2 separate regions of the Homo sapiens genome follow, and region 2 is linked to region 1. A link is a loop called in an ENCODE intact Hi-C map of the cell type or tissue named here. Cell type or tissue: PC-3. All regions are shown on one strand. Each heading gives the region's core, and the rest is flanking DNA. Links, peaks and the distances in the headings are about the cores only. Region 1 overlaps C2CD5 (C2 calcium dependent domain containing 5). Region 2 overlaps ETNK1 (ethanolamine kinase 1).

Region 1 (7,884 bases), core at 2,184-4,683:
ACTTTGACCCAAGACTAATTAGAAAGGAGTCCCATTTGAATTGATGATGATGATAATGATTATGGTGACAACATTTGCTGAGCACTGATACACGATGTACTAAACACTTTACAGGTAGTATCTCAGAGCAGTCACATCAACCCAATAAGGTAGTATCATCCCCATTTTACAAAGGAAGAAATTTTTAATAAAAATTAAGTAATTTACAGTGTCAATAGCTGTTAAGTGGCAGATCCAGGATTAAAATTCAGATCTTTATGATCCCAGATTATATATTCTTAACAATGCAAGAATCTGATTTAAAACAAAAGAAGTTTTATTCTTTTCAATGAATATAAGTTAAAGCAAGCTAACTAAAAAATTCCAAGCCAGGAGTAGTGGCTCATGCCTGTAATCTCAGTGCTTTGGGAGGCAAGGCAGGAGGACAGCTTGAGCTCAGGGGTTTGAGACCAGCCTGGGCAACACAGCGAGAAAAAAATTAAGTAAATAAAAAATTCCAAGAATAAGGGTTTTCAAAACATGCTCTGATAAATAAGAATGACCCAGATCTTATCTCTAAACATTTACTAAATATTTTCACTTGACTGTCCTGACTTCATGTCAAATTCATACTTATGGTGGAAGACTTAAGAAAACTGACTCAATAATTTACCTACTAAAATATTAAGAAAGCAAATCCCAGCACTCTGGGAAGCTGAGGCAGGCAGATCACTTGAGCTCTAGAGTTAAGGCCAGCCTAGCCAATATGGCAAAACCGTGTCTCTACAAAAAATTTAAAAATCAGCCAGGTGTCATGGCATGTGCCTGCAATGGCATGTGCCTGCAATCGCAACTGCCCGGGAGGCCCTGCTTCAGGCAACAAAAAACTTTTAAGTAACTTTTAAGTACAAAAATCATTATTAATCAGTTTGAAAATGTGTTTTAGAAACACAGTATCAATACTAGATCAGTTTTAAATCATGCATTTACTTACTATACTATACAAATTTAGCAAGCATTATCTCAAATTATGTTGAGAGAAGCAACAATTTTACTAACAATAATTTACTATTATTTATTTTTAAAAAGGCATCATCTTAAGATATATTATATACATATATATATATATTTTTTTTTTTTTTTTTTGAGCTAGAGTTTCACTCTTGTTGCACAGGACACGATCTCAGCTCACCACAACCTCCGCCTCCCGGGTTCAAGTGATTCTCCTGCCTCACCCTCCCAAGTAGCTGGGATTACAGGCATGCACCACCATGCCCAGCTAATTTTGTATTTTTAGTAGAGACGGGGTTTCTCCATGTTGATCAGGCTGGTCTCGAACTCCCGACCTCAGGTGATCCACCCGCCTCAGCCTCCCAAAGTGCTGGGATTACAGGCATGAGCCACCGCACCTAGCCTAAAGATACATATTTTAAACCAGCAAATATAGCACAAATGTCTTTAAGGACAAATAAAAAAGATTAAGATTGTTATTTATAATACTTTCTTATTATTCCTTACCATGTATGGTGTCATAAATTGGAAACCATCCTGAGATGACTGTTGCAGCTTCACTATACAGTAAAGGATCAATATCAATGTACACTTTACCAATGGCATCATTTGCACTGTAAGTATCATGGTCAAGAACTGTGATCTGTAAAGGTTCATCTTGTAAGTCTTCATCATCCACCTACAAGTATACCTTAAAATTAAAACTCATATAGTTTTTAAATCTTAATTACCACAAATGTATACCTATATCAAATGAAAAGGATGACACATCTGCAAATAAAATCTTACAGATTTCTAAGCACCAAAGTAAAGAAAAGAATTAACACACAAAAAGATATAGCTCCTTTTCCTACACAATATCCCATCTTTCTAAAGAAAAAAAGTTTATCTCTCAGCACAAGACTGGGATGACTAACAACAAAAAAATTTAAATCTCAATTTTTTTTACATATTATCCTGTGTTTTACAACTTTGCCTATGATACATAGCAAAAATGCCTAAGGAATGTCATATTAGAGTTCATGTAGTATCTATAGAGAGAAGAATGCTAATTGAGCACAATGACACCACAATTTCTAAGGGCGATTTCAGAGAACAGAACCATAAGCAAAATTAACATTATGTGTAAGAAAAAACAACCTAAGTTCACAAATTAAGTTCATGATATAAACATCTACCCTCTCTCCTTTTATTTAGTCATTATCGAGTTGTTATCATATGCCAAACACTGTGCCAAACAGAGGCATTTACAATGGAGAACAGTGCAAAATGATTTCCTCATGGAAGACGTACTCACTATTTTGGCTGCCACCTTCTGGATATCATGCCATTATCTAATTTACCAGTCCCCTTCATCAAATATAGTGGCCAGAAGGGAACATATTATAGACACTATTAAGATTGGGACAGAATACCAAAGGATTATTATTTTCTATAATTAGAAAATTATACTTTTAAAATGCAGTCCATGGATGTTCTTCTTTACATCAGACATACCATACTATTAAGACTGAGTCTGTGGTTGGCTAAAATCTCTGTATCATTCTTACATATGCTTTGGTCAAGTGATAGCTCTGCAACCCTTATACTCTGGTTGGTTTTTTAAACTTGGATATGAAACATTTATGCCTTTCCCTATCCCCTATTTAATTTATTGTTGATGTTAAGCTAATAATCCAGCCTCTGAAGATTATTTTAAAAATTAAAGAATATTAAGGAATTATTGATATCATTAGTGTGATAATGTGATCTAAGGTTTTGTTTATTTATAAGGGGTCCTCCTTTATAAGAGGTATATAATTTGGAATTCACAGATGAAATCATATAACATCTCAAATTTGCCTTAAAATATCCCCACAAGGAAAACCGGGGTGGGCAGGAGTTAAAAAGGCAAAACAAGAACAGTAGAACGTAGACAGCTGTTAAAGGTGGGTGAGGTTCAATATACTAATCTATCTTTGTGCATGCTTGAAATTTTCCATAATGAAATGTTAAAATAAAATGATCATTTTGAATCCCAATCCATTCCAAATCATCTGTCATCCAATGGCATTCTCTCCACTACTATTGTTATGTATACATTTAACAGAAGAGAAAGAATCATAAACCAAACCATTAACCATTACTCTAAGACATTCCCCCCAATTTCTAACTCCATTAAAAATACTCTCTGTATATACTTATTTAACCACCTGTACATTCACCTCTGAGTATTATTTTTTCTCATGGTACACTAAGGTATCCCTTCCCTGACATTAGGGGGTGCTATACTAACAACTAAGTGACTAAAAATAGCTTGTGATACATACATAGATAGCTAACAAGATGAATAACAGGGAAAATCAAGAATTAATCATAATGAATTAAGAATATTTAGTACAGTAAATGAAGCCTATCTGGAATCGCAAAATATTATAAATTAAGACTTTCTGAGAAATGTTTTAAATGTTTAAATTAGCAATATGCACTGCCAAAAGACTGCATTTCTTAGCCTCCCTTGCAACTAAATGTGATACAAGCATAAATCATTACAGAGAGCTTGGTAGGGAGGGGGCAAACTTGTTAAAGAAGGCTTGCTCATCTGAAACTGTTATGTTAACTCATCAGCTCCTCCTCCTGGACTCCCCTTCACTCTAGCTCCTTCTGCCAGCCTGGAACACTCATGTGCTCACTGGAACTCCAGGTGCTAAACTGGAGCCAAAAGGACCTTGAATCACTTTAAGAGAAACCACAGGCTATGTATAGATGATGGAGTCCCAAATGACTGCGTGGAGCAACCACACTACCCTTACACTGCCTGGCACGACATTTCTTTCACATAAGAGAAAAACATCTATTTTGCTTAAGACATGTATTTGAGTGCTATATATATATATATATATATATATATATATATATACACACACACACACACACACACACACACAGTGTATATATATTATACACAACTGTATACATAACAACTATATATACAACTGTGTATATATATACAGTATATATATAACTGTATATATACAACTATGTGTATATGTATACATACAACTGTGTATATATATATACACAACTGTGTGTGTATATATATTTAAAACTGAATATATATATATAACTGAATGCAATTAACAACTGATAAACAGGGTTAAAAAAAGTACTACATAATCAATGTTAACTATAAACACAAAGTTTTAAGTACATTTTTCACAGCATATATATTATTCGGGAAGACTAGTCAAAACAGTAACTTACTAAATTTTTTTTTTTTTTTAAGACGGAGTCTCACTCTGTCACCCAGGCTGGAGTGCAATGGCGTGATCTCGACTCACTGCAACCTCTGCCTCCCAGGTTCAAGCGATTCTTGGGCCTCGGCCTCCCACATAGCTGGGATTACAGGTTCACACCACCACACCCGGCTAATTTTTGTATTTTAGTAGAGACGGGGTTTCACTCTGTTGCCCAGGCTGGTCTTGAACCCTGGATCTCAGGTGATTCGCCTGCCTCGGCTTCCCAAAGTCCCAAGATTATAGCTGTGAGCCACTGCACCCAGCCACTAACTTAAGAAATTTTAAGGGAACTGCCTGGTAAATCCCTTATTTCAGAAAATAAATATATTATTTTTCATATTGTTAAGTAAGCTGCTTGAGTACTCACTAGCTTTAAAAAATACCAGTTTATTACCATCATCATTAAAATGAAATATCATTTTTTAATATTTCCTAGTATCATGAAAATTACTCTGACACATGAAGCTTGCCTCCTCCCACCATTCCAATAACAATGTAATGAAAACTATTCGTTTTTAACCATTTCTAGGTTATAGTTGGGGGGGAAAGGCTATCAAAATAAACTATATAAACATCCCAGTGTTTTGCCTGGGTAATGAAGATAGACTCTAATTCTAAATCCATCTGAAATCATGTAAGGAAGTTACTCTGATTATTTTTTGACACATATATTCCACACCTTTACCTTAATAATGTAGTTTAAAATGCCACAATAGACTCAATACATGTGCAACGGGTCTTTCAAAATAGATAGTGGCATTTTAGAAGCAGCTAAAAGAAAAATTTGTACATATACACAAAAGAAAATGAGAAGAGAATCAAAATATTTCACCATGAAAATATCAACTAAAAATATGAATTTGTAGGACTCTCACTTCCTGATTGCAAAACTCACTACAAAGCTATAGTAATCAAAACAGTATGGTAATAGTATAAAGACAGACATACAGACCAATGGAATGGAGTTGAGAGTGCGGAAATAAATCCTTACATCTATGTCCAACTGATTTTTTTTAACTTGCCTCAAAGGTAAAGTCCTAAACAATTTACTGACTTCCAGTTCAATGTTCTAGCAGATAACATGGAAGTCCATTTTAAAAGAGGAGGAGTTTACAGAAACTAGAAATTACCTTCCTTAGAGAGATCCATTTGCTTGAAAACCTTTGGGTAAAAGCTACTGGGAGGTTAAGAATAACTGTTTCTATAACTGAGTCCTTTTGACAGAAGACTGAGACACAGCCAAGCTACTCTGATGAGGTCGTAATTTTGAGAAACACAGTTATATTCCACAGAGATAATAAATAAAAGCTGTCACTGTCCATAAATGCTGAGTCTACAGACGAGGTACACCTTTCTTATACAAACTGAGATTTAATTTTAGCAACAAAAGCTTTTCAAACTGCAGTTCTATTTTTTTAGCACACCTACACCACTCAGACTAATTAAACTATACATTAACGAAAGAACAGAAGATATACCCCAAAATGCTAATATTTAAACCCACTTTCTGCCAAACGCTGAATGTCTATCCAAAATGCTGAGTGATTTAAAAATATTATTCCCAGGCCGGGCATTACGCCTGTAATCCCAGCACTTTGGGAGGCCAAGGTGGGTGGATCACCTGAGGTCGCGAGTTTGAGAACAGCTTGACCAACATGGAGAAACCCTGTCTCTACTAAAAATACAAAATTAGCCAGGTGTGGTGGCGCATGACTGTACTCCCAGCTACTCAAGAGGCTGAGGCAGGAGAATCGCTTGAACCTGAGAGGCAGAGGTTGCAGTGAGCCAAGATCCCACCATTGCCCTCCAGCCTGGGCAACGGGAGTGAAACTCCGTCTCAAAAAAAAAAAAAAGTTTACATATATTATTCTCTTTTTTTTGACTAGTGCAACTCATATTAACATACAGCAACATGCTTCATAGCCACCTCAATACTACTCTGGAAAGAATTCATGTTTGAAAAAAAACAGAGGCTCCAAATGGTAAGGCTGTCTGAGGTCATCTGCAAATTAGCAGGCACCAGAAATAGAATTTGTTTTCTCTTAATCCAGACCTTTAAGCTTTTCCAATAGAGGGCAGCTATGCAGTATCCCAACCACTACAGAATGTGCCTTCCAACACTAAAAGAAAGATCACGGTCCTAATATAAACCATAAGCAAAGCAGCGCCTAAAAATCGTAGTGTCATTTCTTCCATCTTCAGGTATCAGTTTGGCAGGTTCCCCAGCATGATCAAAGCATCTTTCAAGCAAATCAATACTTTCCTTCCCTTGTTCTCTTTCACTGAAGAATGACACCTTACCCTGCAAGAGCTAAACTTTACCCAGGCTCCATAATGGTTATGAAATAGGCCTCAGAAAAGGCACAGCAGCCACAATGCTGCCCAATATAAGGGCCAGCATGAAATAGCAGGGGAAGAAAAACCAAATTGGTCCTCACAAGGTTCTTAAGTAGTCCAATGAAAATTCCAAAGAAGAAAATTTCAGTTCCAGCTGAGGGGTGAAGGAAGTGGTATCAGAGAAATGGGCAATATGTGTGGTAAATATTTACCGAGAGTCTATTACACGCTCTTCTGGGCGTTGAGGACATAGCAGTGAAGAAGAACAAAAAAAGCAGGGAAAACATTGCTGGCACAGGGAACAATAAATGACAAAGATGTTTAACTTGGGAAGGGGGGGTGGTGGGTAGAATGGGAGAATGTAAGATGGAGGTGTGGTGGTCTGGTAATAGCTTTGGAGTCAGGCAGTCTTCGGTTTGAAACCTCACTCTACCACTTAGCTAGCTCTGGGTTGGACTTCTGAGTCATCTTAAAATAAAAGGTGCCTTCACGGCATTGTGAGAATTGAATGAGGTTAACACATGTAAAGCACTTCACCAGCGTCTGGGCTATAATAAGCAGTCTGTAAATGAGAACTGTATCTCCTTTTGTATGTCATCTTGTTGTTCTCAAAGCCTAGTACAGTCCCTATAATCTCCTGGAGGATTGGGGCATGCCGACAGACCAAATCAACCCATGAAAAAATAAACAGATGTAGAGAGAAAGAGGGCAGAAACTGCAGGGAGGTGGCTGGGCGCAACATAAAACAGACATCCTAACAGTAACACAACGGACTTCCTAAGAAGAGCACAAGAGGAGAACATGAGTGATAGGGACCTCTACATTCAAGGGCCTCAAGGAAGGAAGCACAAGTGGGAAGAAGGGAGGAATGAAAAGAGACCTGGGTGAGGAGATGGGAGGCTCTCCTTTTGGAGAAGTCCCCTCAGATCACCAGGCCATGAGCCATTTGAACATAACCACCTCCTGTCTCTATGTGGACTACCAATCAATGGTAAAAGAACAGTCTCTTCAACAAATGTGCCCAAACAACTGAATTTCTACATGCATGAATTTCTACATACATGAATGAAGTTGGGGCCACGTGTGGTGGCTAACGCCTGTAATCCTAGCACTTTGGGAGGCCAAGGCAGGCAGATCACTTGAGGTCAGGAGTTTGAGACCAGCCGGGCCAACAGGGCAAAACCCCATCTCTACTAAAAATACAAAAAAATTAGCCAGGCATGATGGCGCATGCCTGTAATCCCAGCTACTAGGGAGGCTGAGGCAGGAGAATCGCTTG
Region 2 (2,500 bases), core at 1-2,500, 140 kb after region 1:
GGAATAATGTTCTGTGAATTCAAGTATACAAGGCAGGAGGATCACTTCAGGCCAGGAGTTCCATACCAGCTTGGGCAACATAGCAAGACCCCGTCTCTACAAAAAACAAAAAGAGAAAAAAAATATATAATACTTGAGGTAGTTGAATTGCCGTGATTTATTGTCACCAATATTTTTAAATCTTATATTTATTATAATAATACACATTACATTTTTATAACTGGGTTATAACATTGATTATTCTCACTTATTCTAGATGTGACTTATTTAAATAAGTTTAGAATTATATATTAAATACAATTATATTAAAAACATTTTTGCTTTTATGTAAAACACTATTTGCCATGACATTTTTTGTCACGTAATTTTGTTTTTCTTTGTGTTTGAATATGATCAAATACTTCCCAAAATTAAACTTACAAATGTATATCAACATATTATAATTCAAAAGCTGTTTTTATTTGGGAAATAAATAACAATGTGTAAAGACCGGGAATTTGTTCTCCTACCTAAGCCTGATGATTAAAAGACAGTGTAACTATGCAGGTGTTAAACATTTTCTATATTCTTACAGCCATCTCTGTTCATATATCCATTTTTAACTCCACGCCCCTGTAAGCCTTTGAGTTTGTGATCCCTGGTGAAGACAGTGACCCACATTGATTTTTTTTTTTTTTAAGGTTTCTCTCTCTCTTTTTTGCTTTTTCTCTCGAATATAGGACCTATATCTTTGTTAAGGCAAATCCTTTATAATATTCATTACTCAAAAGTTAAAAGTTCCTGAGTAGTAGTATGAAAGAACTAGATTATCTTTGGAGAGTTATAATGACATGCCTATATATGTAGCAGTAATTTAGAATAGGCATCTATTTAGCTTATGTGAAAATTTCTCACGTTTATAAACGTTAAAAGAAACCATACTTTTGCTTTTTGTAAGATAAAACCACCACCTTATTGCACCGTAATGCTGCTCAGATATGGAAACCTTGGTTAGGTAGTATTACAGGAAAATGTAAGCATATGATAGCAACTAACTTCTTGTTAGTGATCTTACATTGCTCAGCAAGTATAGCATTATTGCAAGATTTACAGAATTCAGGTCTTTAAAAGTTTATATTTTATTTCCATATGTAGATAAGCTTGTCAGTTTACTGTTGGAGTATCATAAAGTTTTTGTTAAAATTACACAGATTATTAGTAATTTCCAAAGATAAAAATTATGTTTCTAATTAAACTTGAATTTTTAAGTAACTGATGCCCCCATGTGGCAAAGGATTTATTTTGCTTTTGCTTAAACTTGGAGAATGACTGTCTTTTCATTTTTCTTTAAAAAAGTGGACATTAGTGTTTATAAAGAAGCTGTTGACCAAGAGACATAATTTGAATTTTGTAAAGCTCATTGCCATAAAATTCACAGCCCCTTACCCTGTATTGTCTCACAAGTGCATGTAATCAAGCACGTACAATGAGACAAAATATTGGAAGCTATTTAATTACAAATAGCATAGGGATTTTCTGATCTTATATGTGATTTCTTAATGTCTTTGTTTTTGTGTCTCACATAGGTGATGTACAGTTCATTGATTATGAATATTCTGGATACAACTACCTGGCATATGATATTGGAAATCATTTCAATGAATTTGCAGGTATAACTAATGGAGTAACTTATTTAGCTTTGAAACGATATTTTCAGAATATTTCATTCTTTTTTTAAAGTAGATAAACCGTGAGCAGGGGGAACATTTTCCCACGTGTTGTTGACCGTTTTTCTTTGCTTTTGTTTATCACTGGAAGAAAGCAGAGATGACCAAAATTTCTTCCTTAATTGCTATCAGAAAGTAATAGGTGGCCGGGCGCGGTGGCTCACGCCTGTAATCCCAGCACTTTGGGAGGCCGAGGTGGGCGGATCACGAGGTCAGGAGATTGAGACCATCCTGGCTAACACGGTGAAACCCCGTTTCTACTAAAAATACAAAAAATTTAGCCGGGCGTGGTGGTGGGCGCCTGTAGTCCCAGCTACTTGGGAGGCTGAGGCAGGAGAATGGCGTGAACCCGGGAGGCAGAGTTTGCAGTGAGCCGAGATCGCGCTACTGCACTCCAGCCTGGGCGATAGAGCAAGACTCCATCTCATTAAAAAAAAAAAAAAAAAAAAAAGTAATAGATAGGAGAAAAATAATGATTGTGGCTTCTGTTGAGATCAGACATAGCATAAGGTGCTTCATAAATCTTACCTCATTTTTTTCTCCACAGCAGCCCTACAAGGTAATACTCGCAGTTTACATATCAAGAAAGAAACTCACCAAGGTCACAGTAAAATACAGAGAACTAAGATTTGAAGCTAATTTTTAAGCATTTAAAAAGCCTTTGCTGTTTCCATTGTAAACTGGGGCTTTTGGAATATTAGTTCACTAAAAAGTTCAATAACCTTTTTTGACTTTGTCTATGAATATTGAAAAGTTGGTCATTTTTACCCCTATTAATTTATAATTACTTAAGT

What was found. Peaks named below come from ENCODE experiments on the same cell type or tissue, not always from the same donor. Only the 100,000 strongest peaks of a DNase experiment are listed, where the experiment ranks them.
Region 2: a loop joins it to region 1, with 3 times the contacts of the local background. A loop is called at or near these places in 12 of 110 quality-filtered maps.

Annotation. Positions count from the first base shown.
Region 1 is chr12:22,526,224-22,534,107 of GRCh38, forward strand. C2CD5 (C2 calcium dependent domain containing 5) reads right to left here. Exons shown (of 27, transcript NM_001286176.2): 4 at 1,498-1,669. Among named protein-coding and RNA genes, the nearest start is that of C2CD5, 14 kb to the right of the region's middle. In PC-3, for the core only: CTCF peaks have their summits at 3,258 and 3,460; no DNase peak of the experiment used is centred there; H3K27ac peaks cover 207 bases.
Region 2 is chr12:22,669,707-22,672,206 of GRCh38, forward strand. ETNK1 (ethanolamine kinase 1) reads left to right here. Exons shown (of 8, transcript NM_018638.5): 5 at 1,566-1,649. Among named protein-coding and RNA genes, the nearest start is that of LINC02955, 29 kb to the right of the region's middle. In PC-3, for the core only: a CTCF peak has its summit at 1,254 (motif pointing left); no DNase peak of the experiment used is centred there.